Linked DNA regions of Homo sapiens: regions 2 and 3 are each linked to region 1. Evidence: chromatin contacts called from ENCODE Hi-C or POLR2A ChIA-PET data. All regions are on one chromosome and are shown on one strand. Each heading gives the region's core, a stretch centred on a gene start or an enhancer-like site at or near the end of the contact. The rest is flanking DNA. Distances are from core to core; before and after follow the strand shown. Region 1 overlaps SAMD4A (sterile alpha motif domain containing 4A). Region 2 overlaps SAMD4A (sterile alpha motif domain containing 4A). Region 3 overlaps SAMD4A (sterile alpha motif domain containing 4A).

The links. A loop is a pair of places that touch in the nucleus more often than their neighbours do. ChIA-PET counts read pairs that join two places held with the same protein, here RNA polymerase II (POLR2A). Pooled maps may share reads with other maps.
Region 2: a pooled map shows a loop between it and region 1 (1.9-fold over the local background). The contact joins two enhancer-like sites. A Hi-C loop is called at or near these places in 3 of 168 maps with a recorded cell type or tissue (endothelial cell of hepatic sinusoid, endothelial cell of umbilical vein and ovary) and 4 of 50 pooled maps. POLR2A ChIA-PET finds 5 or more read pairs at or near these places in 8 of 52 experiments (AG04450, GM10248, HEK293T and 5 more).
Region 3: a loop to region 1 is called in a map of IMR-90, with 4 times the contacts of the local background. The contact joins two enhancer-like sites. A Hi-C loop is called at or near these places in 7 of 168 maps with a recorded cell type or tissue (IMR-90, K562, Right ventricle myocardium inferior and 4 more) and 4 of 50 pooled maps. POLR2A ChIA-PET finds 5 or more read pairs at or near these places in 6 of 52 experiments (A673, AG04450, MCF 10A and 3 more).

Annotation. Positions count from the first base shown.
Region 1 is chr14:54,650,246-54,654,340 of GRCh38, reverse strand. The region is part of intron 2 of SAMD4A (sterile alpha motif domain containing 4A); the gene reads right to left. LOC112268133 (a long non-coding RNA gene) reads right to left here. Exons shown (of 2, transcript XR_002957606.2): 2 at 1-4,095. Among named protein-coding and RNA genes, the nearest start is that of SAMD4A-AS1, 36 kb to the left of the region's middle. RefSeq lists enhancers at 645-1,381, 2,961-3,567, 3,568-4,095. Within about 2 kb of position 1,985, at least 31 of the 41 ENCODE cell types and tissues checked have a DNase peak (open chromatin) inside an H3K27ac peak, as active enhancers do; they include PC-3, endothelial cell of umbilical vein and ovary, where a contact is called at or near this core.
Region 2 is chr14:54,710,631-54,714,725 of GRCh38, reverse strand. All of the region lies in intron 3 of SAMD4A (sterile alpha motif domain containing 4A), which reads right to left. Among named protein-coding and RNA genes, the nearest start is that of SAMD4A-AS1, 25 kb to the right of the region's middle. Within about 2 kb of position 2,130, at least 12 of the 41 ENCODE cell types and tissues checked have a DNase peak (open chromatin) inside an H3K27ac peak, as active enhancers do; they include endothelial cell of umbilical vein and ovary, where a contact is called at or near this core.
Region 3 is chr14:54,598,289-54,602,383 of GRCh38, reverse strand. All of the region lies in intron 2 of SAMD4A (sterile alpha motif domain containing 4A), which reads right to left. Among named protein-coding and RNA genes, the nearest start is that of SAMD4A, 33 kb to the right of the region's middle. Within about 2 kb of position 2,328, at least 2 of the 41 ENCODE cell types and tissues checked have a DNase peak (open chromatin) inside an H3K27ac peak, as active enhancers do; they include PC-3, where a contact is called at or near this core.

The DNA.
Region 1 (4,095 bases), core at 736-3,235:
GCTCCCATCTGACCTCCCGTGACTCCCTCAGTCCCCAGTGGCTACTACCAGTAGGAATTCCCTGTCCTTCCTGGCCAAGCTGACATGCTGGGCAGAGTTCAGGACACAGCTTTAAATGTGGTTTCCTGATTAAAAGGGAGACTCCAGTTAGACAGGAAAGAGCTCAAGCTTGGGTATTATATGTCATAGTCATCTACCGGTTCTGAGGAATGAATACGTCAACTGAAACGACTTGGAGCAAAACATAATTCCTGAGAAAATCCCTGAGAACCCAGCCGGAGACTCCTACCATTGTACTCCATCGTTTGTGTCTTCTTTTGGCAATAAAGTGACACACTGAAGACTCAGTTGCTCTAAAATACTTTCATACCGAATGGTATTTGCAAGGGCAAATGGTGGTTGGAAGAAATGAACACCAGGAAGCACCAGATGCAACATCTGTAAGATTCCCCGGCTAAGACAGAGGGCAGTAAGAGGAGAACCACATAGTGGGAAGGGGAAGATGGGGTGGCTGACTTGGTCCTGCCACTCCATTGCCTCAGAATCTTAGGGGAAGTCATTCTCAGGTCTTCTGCTTCCTCGCCTACAAAATAAAATGGCTGGTCATGCAAAAATCCTAAAATTCTGATCCAATTATTGCCTCAAGAGAAGCACAGCCTATTTTCATGTGTCAAGAAGGACAGTGAAAAACAATATTGAGAGGCTAGGCACGGTGGCTCATGTGTGTAGTCCCAGCACTTTGGGAGGTCAAGGTGGGTGGATCACTTGAGGTCAGGAGTTCAAGACCAGCCTGGCCAACATCGTGAAATCCTGTCTCTACTAAAAATACAAAAATTATCTGGGCGTCAGGGCGCACACCTGTAATCCCAGCTACTCAGGAGGCTGAGGCAGAAGAATTGCTTGAACCCGGGAGATGGAGGTTGCAGTGAGCAGAGATCATCACGCCACTGCACTCCACCCTGGGTGACAGGGCGAGACTCTGCCTCAAATAATAATAATAATAATAATAATAATAATAATAATAATAATAATAATAATATTAAGAGGAAGTCTTGAGGGCAAAGTTGAAAGTTCCTCAGGGGCCTCAAGGCCCTGCCTAGACATGAGTGAAAAACAGCTGAGCCCTGGAAACACCTCCGGGGTGTTCTTTGCAGGGTGAGCTTCCAACCAGAGTGCAGAAATACATGGCTGACAGCAAGGAAGAGAAGGTAAGAGGGAAAGAAGGAAACAGGAGAGAAAGAAATGTAGAAAAAGCAAAGGCCAGAAATAAGTGGGATCTTACAAGCAGCAGGGAGCACCCGAGAGGGCATGAATGAAGACAGGGCTACGTGAGGTTCATAGTGGACGGCTGGAGAGGCGGGGAGGAAAGAGAAGGCTCACAGAGGGAACTAGCAGACGAACAGAGAAAGAGCAAAAATGGAAGAAGAGAATCAGGATTCTCATTTCGAATAGAAATAGGATTACTTAACTCTCCCAATATCCATTCACCAAAACAGTTACCAAATGCGAGGTCTCGTGGCATCTTGCCAGCTGTGTCTCCATGAAGAGTCCGAGATTAAGTAGAGAAAACCCACACTCTTAAAGGGAACAATATAGTACCATTTTCTGCTGTGTGAACACAGATGCAGCCCATCTGTACGCAGATACGAAAGGAAAAAACTGCACAAAGGGTCTGTAACCTTTAAAAAAAAAAAGATTCTGGGTGAGGCTATCCAGAAATAGAACATTTTGATTACAAAATAAAAACTAGGTCAATAAGATAATGGACGTGATTTAAATGAAAATCACAGTATTTGTAATGGGCTAAAAATGGTATCAATGTTACTGCAGAGAAGGAATATAATTAAATGTATTTTTAAACAGCAGCTCCCCGCCCCAGTCCTACAAGTCCCAGGCCAGCCACCAGTATTCCTCCACCTCATCGGAGAGGAATGTGCTGGCATGCCGCAAGTTGGTCTGAAGAATGTGGAGTTTCCGTACTACTTCAGAAGATCCCAAATGACACTGGTTAGCTACATTCTTTCGCTTTTAGATCACTGTTATTCATTTATAAAGCAAAGGAATGGAAAGGCTAGGGATTTGACCATATAAATCTCTTTTGCCATTTTTACTATATGGCCAGGAAACACACAAATGCAGATATAACTGCCATGATTCCCAGGCTACTGAAACAAGATTTTGGGAGAATTCTAGATGGTTATGTGAGGTGGATGTAGATAGATCCTAAAAGGCTTAAGCATGGGCTAGGAATTAAGATAAAGGGCAGAAGTGCAAAGTTCTGGTGTGCTTTCTACAACTTGTGGTCTGATCTTCTGGAGAAACACTAACTCTTGAGTATAATTCATCTTCTAAACCCTCCCTTGGAAAAGAGGGGCAAAGAGGAGCAAGATAAATTAAACCTAAAGGATACGGTCCTGGATGGTTTACAATTACCAAAGTAGGTACAAGAAACTTGCCACAGCATTTCCTCAGATGTCTATATAAGAGTCATGGCCAAGGAGTCTATGATGAAACAACAATGGCCCTTCCAAATTTGGGATGCCTTCGGGGGCAAATGGAAATCAGTGAGACGTTATCTATGATGAATACATCACTACTTTGGCTCATATATATCATTCCTTTATTAAAGGAAATTGCATCGACATTTATACCCTGAAAATCTCAAATAAAATATGCACATGATTACATATAAATATTAATCATTCAAAAGAGGTTATTCTAAAAATCTCTTGTGGGTAGTGCATATTTACTAGTAAGTTCTTGAAATGAATTAACTCTTTAATATGTTTAAATTCCAACATATGACCCATTAGTTGCAAAGCACTCATTCATCCTTAGAAAGTATAAGTTTACCTCCCATGAAGCAAATCTGTTAAATGACAACAAAACTTGTCAAACAAAAGAGAAGAGACTTATTCACTGTATGAAATCACTAATGTCATGCTGAACTCCCTAAGTGCAATTAAGTGTGTTTGTGTAATATCATTAAGTTAGTGCCCACATCACCTCGTCTTTACTTGGTGCATTACAATAAAAGGTATTTCAATAAACAGCAAGTTGACAGACACCATAACCATGCGTTTCTTCTGAGACTTAAGGAGCACCAAAGCCCTGGAATTCTGAGTCGAGTAAAAGAAGTCACTACAATAGGTCTTGAGGAATTCTAAACCAAGAGAAAGACCAAAGAGCTCAGGATCATCTGAGCTCCTCCTGACACTTTCAGACCGTGCTTATTTACAGTTCCTCACTATCACCAGGGCATCTAAACCATGAAGTGAAAATAGTGAAGAAATGTGTGGCAAGGGTCACTGCAGACCAGGGAACCTCTGCGAATATCCAGAAAGTGAGGTGCTCAGTTTTCTGAAGAAAAGCATTCAGTTGATATATATTTTTAAAACTCTGACCTTTCACGACCTCAGTTTGGAGACCTCGGTAGGGATGAAAGAAAATAACTAAAAGGTCAAGCAAGTAAAGAACGCTGAAAGAATGCTCAGTGCAAGCATACAACGTGGGGCACGCCTCTGTTCCGTGAGTCTGGTGGGAAAAAATAGATTATTTATAGGGAAAGGGAAACAAGATGACAGAATAAGCTCTTGACAAAGAGGAGAAAAGCTTATGTTGGGAAAATCTGGGTGGGAGGGAAAGGCACTGGAGTCATTTGCACTATCACGGGATGGAACTGGTCTAGCAGTGACTTTGGCATATTTTGGCTTCTCAGCAGGGAAGAACCAGTTGGGGGCTGGGGAAACCAGTGTTTTCTGGAGAAAGAGAAACAGCTGCTTAAGCACGAGTGTCTGAAGGAAGTCCTGTTCCCTACTGCCAACCCACGAGGCATGACCACAGTCCAGTCGCAGGAGCTGCTATAACAAGATGACAAGGAGGCAAGACTGATTCACTACTGATTAATGCCTGTTGATCTTCAACAATGGGCCATTCCAACAAATGCAAGAAAGGAAAAATCACTAGCCAATAACATGGGGATCCTATCCTATAAACAGAAAGGAATCCCATGGAAAGAATTCTAATTTTATCTATTTAAGCAACTATTGGTTACTCATGCAGGTTCAGAAACAGAGGGGACTATGAGTCAATAAA
Region 2 (4,095 bases), core at 881-3,380, 60 kb before region 1:
AGGGCTATCCTACTGGCAAGTGCTTTACACACATTTCTCATTTAATCCTCACAACCACCCTTAAATGCTCTCTTAACTCATCTTCACTTAACCAACTTTCTGGACCAACCACTACTCTCCATTCCCTTTAAACTACTTACTGATGCTCATGGCTTACTGACTCCCCTAGCACTGTAATTTACTTGTGCCCTTCTGCTCCCACCAGCTGACTTGTAGGTGTACCAAGGGTCAAACAGGTTGTTCCCAAGCCTGTTTATGCCAGTTGTACTTACTGTAAATATGTAATTTTAAAACACATCACAGAAACAATGACACACAAGTTATAAAGTTAACTGCAAAAAAACTTAAATGCTTTAGAAATATTCATTATTTTTGCTTAAAAATCTACTGTTGAATTCAGTGTGAGTGAGAAAACTATAAGCTAAATTGTAAAAAGAAAAACTAGAATCTAGAGAGTCTATGCTCTGATGTTTTTGCAAATGCCTTTAAATTCCTGCTCCATTTTAAAGAAATCAAAGACAGTAACGTATTAAGGGTATGATTTATGCAGGAAAGACATAGAGCAACCTGTCAGGTACCCTCTTCTTAGAGAAAAGGCTATCATGCTATACGAAAGGCTGAAAATGGATATAGATATTTATGTTTTAAGATAAAATTATACATTTAAAGTCTTATTTGTTATGATTCCCTTCTTTAAACAGCTAGTACAATGAATGCATCAACTACCTATCTGGATCAAGTCAATGAAGAAGCCTTCTACTGAAATTTATTCTCATTTTATAGATGAGGAAAGGAGGCTTAGAGGTCAAGTAACTTGTCCATAACTATACCTCTAGTTATTGGAAAAACTGGACTTTAAAACCAACTTGTCTGACTTCAAAGTTGTTCTTAATCAAGACTGCCTCATTGTTTATGTACCAACTTGAATCTCTCAAACACTATTCACAGCCTTATAATTAATTCCCTTTATATAGCAATGTCTTACTGTGCAAAGCAGAAGACTAAAGCATAAAGTAATCCATTATAAATCTTTTAGCTCCATATGGGTTTTGCTGGGCTTTTCCAAAAGGATGCATCTCAGAAAGGCTGGCTGTGAAACAAATCTCTAAAGCAAACCCTGTGCTCCCATTGGCTTCACTGTCTAGCTCTAGCCATGGAATTTGTCTGTGGAAATGGTCCAAAGTTTTAGCAAGGAATGACTACCCTGGAGTATGTTGGGAGTTTTAGCCTTCCTCCAACCCACAAAAATCCTTTATAGCATTTTCCAGATTTTGGAGCCCCCTGCTCACCTGGCTTCCTCATCTCCACACCCTGCTCTTAACTGACTGATACCTGAGATTTCCTGAGAATGTATTTTACCTAATAGAATGTTGAGAGCTGGGGTGGGGATGGGAGATGGCCGGAATGAGATTTAGTGTTTAACAGTTAGAAAATATACCCTAGATTGACAATAGTTGATGGCACTAACATTTACCCTCACCTCGGTACCTAAGACCGTGAAATTCAAAGGTTTAATTTTTTGAAATTAAAGATATCAAAGATATGTGTAAGCTACAGTCATGAGACATCTTTCTTTAGTGTAGCCTGAGTTTACTCGGGAAATCTTAAAAGAAAAAAAAATCAGTAAATGCAAATTTAAAAGTTTTCCTGTCTGTTTGTAGAACAGCTATAGTTAGTCTATGACTCTAAATCTTGTGAAATAACAGAAATCATAAGACTACAGGGCTCAAAAAGGGTCTTACAGAAGCCATCCTGTTCATCTCCCCTTTCCTCCTCCCCTCTTCCAGGCTAGTCCAACTTAAGCCATTTATTCCAGCCAGAATCCATCCTATTTTTAAAGTCTGGTGGGGAATGAGAACACAACTGTCTTCCTCTGTAGCTCATCTAGTGTTTAATAACCCTCACTGTCACTGAAGTCTAAAAAAATCTTCCTGGATGGGGGATGGAGAGCACAGCCTCATGACCCAAGGTGCATGCAGCCCATGGAGGTCTCTGGCTTTTTCCAGGCAGAGGGATCTCCAACACATGATCAACTAGCAGGCTTCTCGCCCACTACAGCATTTTTCTGATCATTCCTCCCCAAGCCTTGGAAAACAGACACTAGGCATGATGAGGAAAAACACAGTCCGGTAAAAACCCTGGACTCTTGGAAACAGGAGAAGGATCAGCCGGTGGCAACATCGAGTCCTCTGAGATATCACTGAGTCATGTTTACAATGTAGTATGTATTAGGAAGGCCAGTGCCATACTAAAAAAAGTTTCCCCCAAAGGGGAAGGAAGCTAAAGCTAAAAATATACCATGCCAGCTGTTATAAATGCTTCTCAAAGAAAGCAAACCAACTCTTTCATTAGTTACCTCTTTGAAGAGCAAATGAGGGGTTAAGGAAATAATGGAATTTTTCAGTTACATGCCAGGTTGGCTAGATTTTTGGGAGGAAGAAATTTTCCACCGAGAAAGAAAGTCTGCTGGTAAAAGGCAAAATAATTCCATGAAAGATTTCAAAGGAACTCCAGACTACAACAGTGGCTCCAAAGGCTTTGGGTGGGGATGACCTGCAGCCTGCAAGATAGAATCAGGGTCCCCAGGCTTCACCCTTCCTTTTTAGGTTCCAAGAGGCCATTTGCAAAGGCCTCTTTCCTTGCCAGACCCATCTAGAGCTGAGCTGCCTGGTGTCTCTCCCTCTCTTGAATATCTGTGTTCTGATGGTTCTCACAGGCTGACTGAAATGCACTTGAAGCGGTTTGTGGCCTTGTGAAAAAAGGTGAAGGGCAAAAGGAAGAGGAAGGACTTCATGAGCAAAACAAGTACCTTTGAAATCGCTGACTCTTGCCGCATTAGGGGCTGAGAGAAATGGAGGTTTTTTTCCCGTAGCAGATCAGGGGCTCCTAAGGGAGCCACTTTCCCTGAGATTCACTCCTACTCGTCCTCCACTTTGCTTGCAGAAGTTGTTTAGTTTCAGATGTTGGCTCTATGAGGCCTAGCAGCCATCCTTTCCATAAATGCAAGGACTTCCTCTACCCCTCAGGAAGACCAAGAACAAGGACCAAACCAATGTCCTCCCCCGAACCCCTCCAAAATCCAGGCACTGAATATCCCAAGTAATTTTTGTTTTTTAACTTTTAATTTTGACGTAATTATAGATTTACAAGAAATTGCAGAAATACTACCCAGAGACGTCTCATGTACCCATCACCCAGCTTCCCCCAAGGTGACATCTTACGTATCAATAGTGCATTATCAAAATCAGAAGCTTGACATTAATGCAATACAACTAACTAGACTACAGGCCTTATTCAGATCTCAGCTGTTTTTACGATCACTAGTTTTTTTGGGTATACATTTGTAACTATGGCAGTTCATCACATGTATAAATTCATGTAACTATCTCTATAATCAAGGTATGTTTTTAAAAGTCTGTTAGTATTGAAACTGATTTGGTCAAATAAGTCAAAAAGGAGCAAGAGTAACAATAAATGTCACTAAGGTGATTATGACAGAAGGCTAAATGATCAATATTATCACCAAATATTTAGTGAATTCCTAGGGACATTTTCTTGTTTATTTTGGAAATTCATTATTTTCATGAACATGTGCCTAGTGAGCTCAGGAATTTATTAAGTCCCTACTGTTCAGCAAACATTTATGGCAGGGTGGGCAGACAAGCTTCAGCTCACATGCCATCTCTTATTGAATTATAGTGGTTGCCTAGAGGGGCATATTGAGGATGATTCAGAGGCCACATCTGGGCTTAGCAAGAGACGGCCATCGTCCAACAAGGTGCTCTGCCACTGCAGCTGAATCTGTGCCAGGAATTTGACATTTCCAAAATTTCTGTGACTTTTTGAGCCACACATTATCCCAGGTGCTGGGAAATACGGATAAAGAAGATACAACCCCTATCCCCAAGGAGCTCACAGTCGGGAAGGATAGGTGAACATGGCGACCAAAAACTGACACAAAATGCTAAGAGCTGACACCGAGTTGTGTGGATCGGTGCAAAGACTGCTCCCTGCTTCAGAGAGTCACAGAGATGGGGCAATTCAGGCAGGGTCTCATACCTGTGGGCTGTGGAGACCACGGAAGCTGGAGGGTCT
Region 3 (4,095 bases), core at 1,079-3,578, 52 kb after region 1:
GGTGTTTCGTGTGTGTGTGTGTGTGTGTGTGTGTGTGTGTGTGTGTGTGTGTGTGTGTGTATTTTAAAGCAGTCCTCTAGCAATGGAAAAATGCATTATTCTGGGTTGAAAATAAGGAAGCAGTCTATTGATATGCTTCTTCTTTGTACAGTGATTTCCCAGTTAATCCTAAGGAAATAATCCAGACTTGGAAAGATGTCCCAAGTAAAAGGGCATTGATTCCACAGTTATCTAATCCATGGCCAGCCAGTCCCACATTCCTCTTCTAAACCAGAAGCCTGTCTCTGGGTCTAGCCCAAGTGAGAGAAAAAAAGAAGTCTCTGGTACCAGGCGGATCCCAGGACCCTGCTGTTTCTGTCCTGCTTTCTCCTTTGTTTCTACATTGCTTCCCTCAATTTTCTCTCCAACATGGTTGCCAGATGCCTTCGGAGTTTTCTTCTTTCTCTAAGGACTTAGCACCATCAACTCACCCCAAAGTCTTTAAGTCAGTCTAGCCAGACTGTAGTTTTACAACTCTAATACCCATTATTAGTTCTTAGGATAGTGATGTAAGAGTGTCTGAGGGGTTAGAGTATTCTCTCCAAGTCATCAGCCTTGGTTTCTGCCTAAAACAGCAATTCTTTACACACAGACACAAGATTCAAATAAAACACACTTTATAAATTCCAACATTGGAGCCTCCACGGGAGGCCCTGGCTATGGAGTCCACTGTTTAACCGCAACAAATTCCACTAATTACTCTAATCCTGCCATTCCTAAGCCAGGTGATGGCCCTTTGATTTACATGAAGATAAAAATATTTGTACAATAGGCATCAAAACTTTAGGCTTTAAAATGTCGCTGGGTTTCTGTTGAGACTCATTCTTGTTTTTCATCCCCACCCAATATGAATGAATCAAAAAGGACAAAGGAGAAGTTCAGAAGGAAGCAGGAGACTAACACCAAAGATGAACCAATAATGTGACTGTGACAATAATATAAGTGATACCATTTTATTTATAATCTGGACTCTACCTACTTCCATAATGGATTTAAAATGGCTCAAAATAATCACAAGAGCAGGATAGTTGAAATAAAGAAAAAAAGAGCTAATCCACATGGAAGAAAGGGGAGGCAACTACCAGGAAACAGAGATGAGAGTTATTGTAATGAAGCACTAATTTTGGCTTCAAGCTTTAGGAAACCAAAGCTAAAAAGGAAACAGGATAGGTTATGAATTCTCAATTTCATAAATGAAATTGAAATGTGGAAGCAGATGGATTCGTCAGGAGGGACCATCCATTTTCTACTGCTGAGCTCGAAGAGGAATTTATGGCATAGTCCCCTCCATGAAATACTCTAAGAAACAAGGAATGGCAATTTCAGCTGAAGCCAGATGGCCATTTCTCCCTCTAATTGTTGGTAGAAGCCAAAACCCAGATACTGAAATGCAGCTCACTAAAGGCATAGCTATGCATAGCTGAGCTGATGTAGTCTAAGCATGCTGTTTGCTGGTGCTAATACGATAAAATGCTAGCTCTTGGAGAACCTGGAGTAATTCATGACTAACCCGCCCTGCAGATTATCTTCCCCAAGAAAGGATTAAGGTTGTTGGTGAACATTTCAATGTACTGTGTCAGTACTGTTGGCCAATGTTCTGTCAGAAAATCAAAGGATCCAGCCTCCTAGTAAAGGGGCTTTCACCTTCAACAATGGATCCTACCAACAAGACTCATATTATTTTTCAATAGCAAGCTCTCAATATGTTTTCCATCCTAAACAGTTACTTGGGAGATGGCAACTCAAAGTTCTGGACAACAAAGAAAACAATTTTAGTCTAGAAAATTGAGGGCAAAGGTTATCTGGTGGCTAACTCAATCACAAAGACACTGCAGTGTAGTTCCAGTAGAATAACAAATTCTGAAAGAAATTATATTCTGTTGACAGTTCACTGAATTCCAAGCAGCTGGGTCAATGGAAGCACTGGATGAACTTAATGAAGATTTGTTTTAGGAATAAATAGAAAAACAAAAACAGTAACAACAACAAAACCTTGGATAATGCCTTCCAAAGATGCTAATTTCAGGGGTGGGGCAGTTAATGGTGGAATATTATTTCTTAAGCAGCTGCCTCACCAGACTGCCTGGGTTTATGACAGTGACATGCTCAGGAGAAGGTGCCTGGTTTTCGTTTGCTCTGGCAGAACCAGGCATGTAACTTGCCCCCAAACAGAAAAGGACATTTAGCTATAATTTAAAAAGAAGAAAGAAAGGCCAGGACACAGCTTTGCTTCCTGAATTCTAAAACTGAAATTTGATCTGCCAAAAGGTTGTCATTACTCACTCCAGCCTGGCAGTAGGAAATGATGTGGTACAAGGTTTGGAGTAGAATTAAAAGTAGGATTAATGATCTGGGTGTATACAGGAATACATGTCTCTTCTCTCCAGGATCCAAGACTACAAATCTATAAACTCTCTCGAAATTTTTATTTCAGATGAAGAGATCTCAGTGTTTTAAGAAGAAAAGAGGAACAGAGGTTTAAGAGGATGTCTACCCAATTGATTGACCTGTAATATGAAGAATAATCAGAGGGAACTACACCACAAAAACTTCGGAATAGTGTTGCTCTTGCTACCAATGATATCAGCTTATCCGTGTAACATTTTAGTTTACAAAGTACTTTATATTTTCACCTATGCTATTGTCTCGTAATTCTGACAATAGTCCTGTGAATAGTGGTGCTGTCTCCACTAAATGGATGAGAAGATTAAGACAAGTCAATTGACCTGTCCAAGATCACAGAGCTAGACAAACAGCCATGCCAAAATTGAAACTCAGGTCTTCTAACTCCAAATCCTTCATCATAGATATTAGGGTCCATTTCTTTTGATGCAATTGAAGCAGTATAATATTTTTTAAAATCTCATAGGGCAGAGAAAAAATATTTCTTATGAAAAATTTGTGGACCTCGGGTATCCTACCTAGAGTTTAAAAAGAAAAAATAAGGTGCTCAGGTTACTTATAATGGATCGCACCCACAGATAAAAAGTTGTCAGTTTCTGTCAACGCCTAAGAGGTTGCCTTTATGTTGGGTTATATATAATCTTTTTTTAGTCCTCATTTCTTTAAATCGTGTTTATTACTCCATATATAGGGCAATTTGACAACAGGAATTAAAGGTCTCAAAAACAGGTATAATATTTGGGAATGTCTATCAAAAATTTAAATGTGCATTATCCCAGCAATTCTTCTCTTGGGAAATTTTTGCTAAAGAAATAAGGACAGGGCCAGGTGCACTGGCTCATGCCTGTAATCCTAGCACTTTGGGAGGCCGAGGTGGGAGGATCGCTTGAGCCCAGGAGTTCAAGACCAGCCTGGGCAACATGGTGACACCATGTCTCTACAAAAATACAAAAATTAGTTGGGTGTGGTGGTACATGCCTGTAATCCCAGCTACTTAGGAGGCTGAGGTAGGAGGATCACTTGAACCTGGTAGACTGAGGCTGCAGTGAGCTGAAATCACACCACTGTACTCCAGCCTGGGCGACAGAGTGAGACCCTGTACAAGAGAGTGGATGGAAGGGGAGGGGAGGGGAGGGGAGAGGGAACAGAAATGTAAATAACACACGTTCCCGATAGTGGTGTTTATACCACTAAATAACAGATTGTCTATTTTGTTTTCTTTGTCTTTATTTTCTGACTTTTGTTTTTTGCTGTGAGCTTATGTTTCCTTTAAAACCAGAAAAATACAGCAATTTTTAAAAGGGGTGAGAGAGAGGAATAGTAACTTTTGACACAGCAAATCTACTTTTTCCTAAGGAAGAGTCCAATGAGTGTTTTAAAATATGTGTACAAAAGAAGTGCATTACAATATGTTATAATAGTGAAAAGTTGGGACAAAACTAAATTCTTTAATCATAATAATATCTACCAAGTATGATGTGTTCATAGGATTAGCTATTACACAGTTATTAAAAATGTGATGCTTGCTTTTATTATTAAGATAAAGGCAGCCAATTATAAAATAGGATGCATACAGTATTACCTCATTGTGTATTTGCATGTAACTACATGTATATATTTGTAGAGGAAAAAGATTTAGAAGGCCAGGGCAAT